Linked DNA regions of Homo sapiens: region 2 is linked to region 1. Evidence: chromatin loops called from intact Hi-C (ENCODE). Cell type or tissue: dorsolateral prefrontal cortex. All regions are shown on one strand. Links, peaks and the distances in the headings refer to the core of each region. The heading gives the core; the rest is flanking DNA.

What was found. Peaks named below come from ENCODE experiments on the same cell type or tissue, not always from the same donor. Only the 100,000 strongest peaks of a DNase experiment are listed, where the experiment ranks them.
Region 2: a loop joins it to region 1, with 5 times the contacts of the local background. A loop is called at or near these places in 9 of 110 quality-filtered maps.

What each region holds. Positions count from the first base shown.
Region 1 is chr20:46,561,320-46,564,226 of GRCh38, forward strand. SLC13A3 (solute carrier family 13 member 3) reads right to left here. Exons shown (of 13, transcript NM_022829.6): 12 at 2,095-2,232. Among named protein-coding and RNA genes, the nearest start is that of OCSTAMP, 12 kb to the left of the region's middle. In dorsolateral prefrontal cortex, for the core only: CTCF peaks have their summits at 1,353 and 1,559; DNase peaks (open chromatin) are centred at 1,362 and 2,183; H3K4me3 peaks cover 2,373 bases; H3K27ac peaks cover 2,500 bases.
Region 2 is chr20:46,647,900-46,650,806 of GRCh38, forward strand. The region is part of intron 1 of SLC13A3 (solute carrier family 13 member 3); the gene reads right to left. Among named protein-coding and RNA genes, the nearest start is that of SLC13A3, 2.1 kb to the right of the region's middle. In dorsolateral prefrontal cortex, for the core only: no CTCF peak of the experiment used is centred there; no DNase peak of the experiment used is centred there; H3K4me3 peaks cover 1,411 bases; H3K27ac peaks cover 2,500 bases.

The sequences.
Region 1 (2,907 bases), core at 286-2,785:
GTCGTCAGGACCTCCTGAAGCTGTGTCACAGGCGTATGTCCTTAACTTAGGCAAAATAAACTTCCTAAATTTACTGAGACCTGTCTCAGATTTTTGGGGTTCACAGGGGCCACCATGGCTTCAGCACTTCTCTGCTCCTGTCAGTTGCCCTTTTAACAAGGAGAGGCCCAGAACCTTCTCCAGGCAGCTGCTATCAGGGAGAGCTTAATTCTTTTGTTTTTGCCGCTTTGCATTTATTTTTAGGTTTACTGGCCATGGCATATATTAATAATACCGGTTTTCCATTGATGGATGCACTGGAAACATTTCTTCTGGAATATTCTTATTCAAGTTTTTTTTTGTTTTTTTTTTTTAATGTCAAGCTGATTTAGTAAAGGTGTTAAATAAATATTACCACGGACGGGTGGGGGACATACTGCGTGTGCTGTCCTGCCTCTCTTCTAAGGGCACAGAGGTGGAAGCCCTGGCACCTTCGGAGGATTAGAGGGAGTCGGGCCGACATGTTGGGGAAACTGGGGGAGGATTGGGTCTCCCTTTGCCAGGGCTCAAAATTCCTGCTGGTCCCATGTTAGCTACTTCATTAACACCTAACTCATTACTCTCAGGAGCGAACCTGCAGGTGGGCCATCCCTGCCCGGGACTGGCTGACCGGGGGTGCCCCTTGTACCCCTCCACATCTCTTGCAAGTCTCTACCTCTTGGGGACTCTCCATTTCTCTGGCTGTCTTTATTCTCCAAATCTATGCTGTTTGCATTGCTGCCCTCTCAGTCTTTTTCTCTAAGTAGCCTCCCTGCTTCCACACTTGTCCCTCCCACCCTAACGATTCACTCCAGCCAGCAGCCAAAATGATCTTCTACAGACAGAAGTGAAATCACATCATTGCCCTGCTTACCGAGGGTCCCCACTGTGGTTTGAATAAGATACCAAGTCTGTCCTGTCCCCGCTGTTCCCTGACCTCGTGTCTCCAACCTCATCCTTCTCCAACTCCACTGCAGCCACCCCAGCCTCCTGGCCCTGAATTTCTGGAGCACTCGCTGCTATTCCTCTCTTCCAGGCCTTTGTACCTGCTGTGCCCTCCATTGGGACTGCTCTTCCCCTTTTTCTCTGTGAGGCTGGCGGCTTCCCATGATCATCAGCTCCCATGTCACCTTCCTGGAGAGGGCTTCCCTGCCACCCCTCTCCCCCGTCCTCTTACACTTCCTCATGTTTTATTTCCTTCTGAGCACCTAGCAATATTGAAATTTTACATAATTTAGGAAAATCTGCTGAACTTGTTCACGTCTGTCTCCACCAATAGAAAGCAGCCTCCTAGGAGGCGGATCGGTGTCTCTCCCACTCTGCAGTGCCCCCAGTGGCTGGAACATAGAATGCACTCAGTAAATAGTGCTGTAATGAACGAACAAATCAATGAGTCTCTGTCTCGTCTCTTCTCTGTTTGCTCTGTGTCTCCCTTTCTGCCTCGCTCTCACTCTCGCTCTCTCTCCCCATGTGTCCTGCAGGGGTCTTGTGCCTGGAGGGCCTGCATCGCGATTGGTTAAGCAGGTCGCCCGTCTTGGCTTTGACAGCTTTGGAAGGGTTATTTGCAAAGCCAGTGGAGAGGGAAAAGGCCGCAGGAGTCAGGAGCGGGAAGGGAGGAGCTGGTTCAGCAGGGACCTTCCGGGGGAGGGAACATATTGCCAATGGCTGGGCCCTGCTGAAAGCTGGTGGGGTCCTCCCACTGCTACAGTCCTCCGCTTCTGTCTCCTTCCCAGCTGGCTGAGCACTGAGGCCCACCCCTGAGTCCTAGGGTGTGTCTGCTGCTTCTCTCCCCCGAAGATTCTGGGCACGAAGTGGGGTCCAGAGGGAAGGGGAAGTTCCTTGCCTCTGGAGCAAATTTTGGAAAGTAGTCACTAAGGCAGTGTTTCCTGAGATTGTCTAAGTGCAGGAATCATCCCAGAGTCTCTGCTAAATGTATGTTCCTGGTCCCACTCAGAAAGATCTATTCAGAGACTGGGGAGTGGGGTCAGCGTGCAGGAGTCCTGCATAGAGGCCTTGCCCGCCCCCTTGCGGCCCACCCACATCCCGGGGCCTCTGCTGGGAAATGCCCAGACTCACCATGTCTTTGACCAGCAAGTGTCCAGAGGCGAAGGCGATGGAGTTGGGGGGCGTTGAGACCGGGAGCATGAAGGCAAAGGAGCAGCCGACTGTGCCCGGAATCATCAGATACAGGGGGTGCACTCTCAGGCGGATGGCCTGGGCCAGGAAAAGGTGGGAGAGACCCGGAGAGAGACCAACGCAGAGCGACCACAGCAAGAGGGAGAGAGAGAGAGAGAGGCAGTTGGAAAGAGGGACACAAAGACGTAGAGACAGAGAGACAAAGACATCCATAGAGATTGGCAGAGTGGCAGAGAACAACAGGGACAAGTGAGAAGAGAGAGTTAGAGAGACAGAGAGAGAAAGGCAGTCAGAAAGACACATGCACAGGCAGAAACAGAGACAAGCAGGTAAGAAGAGAACCAGATCGAGAGAGAGGTGGAGAGAACATTCCCAGGGTTAGTGACATTCAAGGGCCACACTGTGGTTTGATCAGGGATGGGCTGGGGTGGTGTACCTAGAACACTCCTTCTCCAATGTGAGAGTGCAGAAAAGCACTTGGAGGGCTGGTTAAAGCCCACATGGCTGGCCCCACCTCACCCAGAATTGCTGATTCAGCAAGTCTGGGGTGGGATCCAAGAATCTGCATTCCTGACGTGTTCCCCCGGTGCTGCTGGTCTAAGGACTGTACACTGAGAACCAGGGCTTTAAAATACTTCCTCTGCCTGCTCCTTCCCTCAGCCAAACAATCTCAACCCAGAGTTGGCCTCTGGATACCTCTTGTTGGGGGCATCCCTGGATTTCAGTGAGAAAGAGAGCTCATGAGAGCATCTG
Region 2 (2,907 bases), core at 129-2,628, 86 kb after region 1:
TTTCCTGATGTGATATCTGCAGTTTCGCAAGTTGTTAGTGATCCATGTATACAATACAACCTGCATTCATGGCGCCAGAATATCCATGTGGAAGAGGCTGAGAAGTGACAATCTGATGTTGGAGTGGACGCTGAGGACGCCTGTCTTGAATTGCCCAGCAAGCATGTTTTGAAGTTAGTCCACCAGCCTCTGTTTGGGGAGGCTCTCACAGGGAGTGACTGGTGAAGATGACCAGAATTGTCTTGAAGCTCCATGTGCATAACAAACCTACTGTGCTTGCTTTAACCCATGTCCCGTTTTGCACCGAGAATACTGCACTGGCAGTGAGCTGCACTTTTTTTTTTTCTAAATGGGAAATGGATTAAATGTGTGTCCCAGATCAATAAAGATGATGATGTTTTCTAAGGATACTTCTTATTCGCATTGTATATGAAATTGAGAAACACGTCTGTTCTTAATGTCAGAGAATCTAATAATGACAATCATATAAATATTGTTATATGGGAGAGGAGGCTTCAGGTATGCCAACAGAGATTTTGAGGGAGGCGAAGGTCCTCCAAAGAGCCAGGCCTGCCTCCTGGGAGGAGGCCCTGGTTCATCAACCACTTAAAGAGGCAGTGACATCTAGAGCCATATAAAGGGTCCCCACAAGGGAACTGTAGGGAACAAAGGGGTGGTTTGTATTGAATTATAACTAAGAAGAGCATGTAAGGCACAGCAGTTAGAAAGAAGTACAGACTCTTGCCTGTAATCCCAGCACTTTGCGTAGCCGAGGCTGGTGGATCGCTTGAGTCTAGGAGTTTGAGACCAGCCTGGGTGACATAGTGAAACCCCGTCTCTACTAAAAATATAAAAATTAGCCGGGTGTGGTGACAGGAGCTGATAGTCCCAGCTACTTGGGAGGCTGAGGCAGGAGGATGGCTTAAGCCTGGGAGGTGGAGGTTGCAGTGAGCCAAGATCGTGCCACTGCACTCCAGCCTGTGTTACAGAGCAAGACCCTATCTCTCTCTCTCTCTCACACACACACACACACACACACACATACACACACACACACACACACACACATAAAGGAGTACAGACTCTGCATTCTGGCTTTGCAGCAGCTGTGTAACCTTAGGCAAGTCACCTAACCCCGCTGAGTTTCCGTTTCTTCACCTGTCAAATAGGGATGCAAATAACAGCTGCCTCTCTGGTTGTTGTGGGCATTACATGGGACAAGCCTGACAAGCTCCTAGCATGGCCCCTAGCACATGGTAAGAGCTAAGCACTCAATAAAACACCTTCTTCATCAGGCTTAGCACCATCATAAGGGATTAGTTACATCCCAGGGGCTCTCCCTGTTATCTCTCCCTGCTTTCCATTCAGTTGTGCATGTTGGAGTTCAGATAGGAAGAGGATCCTTTGTGAAGCTCAAGCTTCAGACCTCTCCCAAGCCTCGTACCGAATCCTGTATTTGTAAATCTGTATTCATTTTCTTCAAGAGTCCCCCTCAAGTAGTAAATGCTCCCCGCCCCTTAACCCTTGGATCTGCTCCTGGGTTCATGTTCTTGCTAGAGAACAGAGCAGAGAGAAGCTGTCGGGACCCCTACTGAGAGAATAGAGACCTTGTGTTTTATCTCTTCTTGCCAGAGAGCTCTGCCTATGGCCTCGCAGACAGCAATCAGTCAAGGCTCAGCCACCCACACTTCCACCAAAGATGTTTCACAAAGCCTTACTCAACCTCTCACATCAATCCCAGAAGCTAGCGGTGTAATCGCTCCACTTACAGGGAAGCAAAACCCAAAGAGGAAAGGAGATTGGTCCAAGATCTTAAGATCCACAGGTCAGAAAGTGGCCTGGGGTGGGCTGAGTTTTGCAAAGGTGACCTCATCCTTCTTCCATCATTTATTGTGTTTTTCTCTTCCACGTCGAGAAAGTCTAATAGCTTAGATAATTCCACACTAATGAACTTGCTGTGTGTTAGCCCTGGGTCTCCTTGGAACCACTGGTGTCACCTTCTTACTCCATGTGCCCAAGGAGGGCTCCTTCTTCCAGGAGAAGCTCCCTGGTCTCAGCTGATCGGTGCTGGGTAATGCACCACTAAATTATACCTCCTCTTTACTTTTATTTTTGTGAACATTTAATACCTCACTGAGAGATGGTGAAGCAACTTCCTGGAGGTAGAAGCCTTATCTTACAAGCCCAGTGCCCTCTCATGATGCCCTGGCTGGGCTGGGCAGGGCACAGGTGAAGAACCCAAAAGGGACCTGTGGTACCATCTCCTTCCAGCCCCCACTAGTGTTGATTTCAGTTATGACTCCTGAACTCCACCTGCGGCCTTTGATCTTACAGGGGTTACTTCCTTGGGGAGACTGAAAACAGCTAGGGTTCTGGATTCTGACAAGCCGGGGACTGAATACCGACATAGTCACTTGCTGTGTGACTCTGAGCAAGTCACTTTCTCTCCCCGAGCCTTGGTTTTCTCCTCTGGAAAATGGGTCAAATAATCTTTCCCCTCTGAGACGCGTTGAAATGATTAAATAAAGTGATACACAAAAGGCAAATCCTCACCCGTAGTAAGCACTCATGAATCTTACCGTCCTCATCACGTAAGGACCTGGTGCAGAAAAAGACCAGTCACTGCTTATTGGGCATTTATTCTGTACAAGGTTTAGTTATAAGAGATTTACATATATTGCCTCATTGATATTCACCGCTGCCCTATGGGTGGGCACTATCATTTCTCCCATTTTTACACATGAGTAAACTGAAGTTCAGAGAGGTTAAGTGACTTGCACCATGTCACACAGCTTGGCACCCAGTAAGTGTTCATTGTGACTGTCGCGTGAAATGTGCAATACAGCACCAAGCACAGAATTAGAGCTCAGGAAAGAAAGAATTCTGCTAGGCACAGTGGTTCACGTC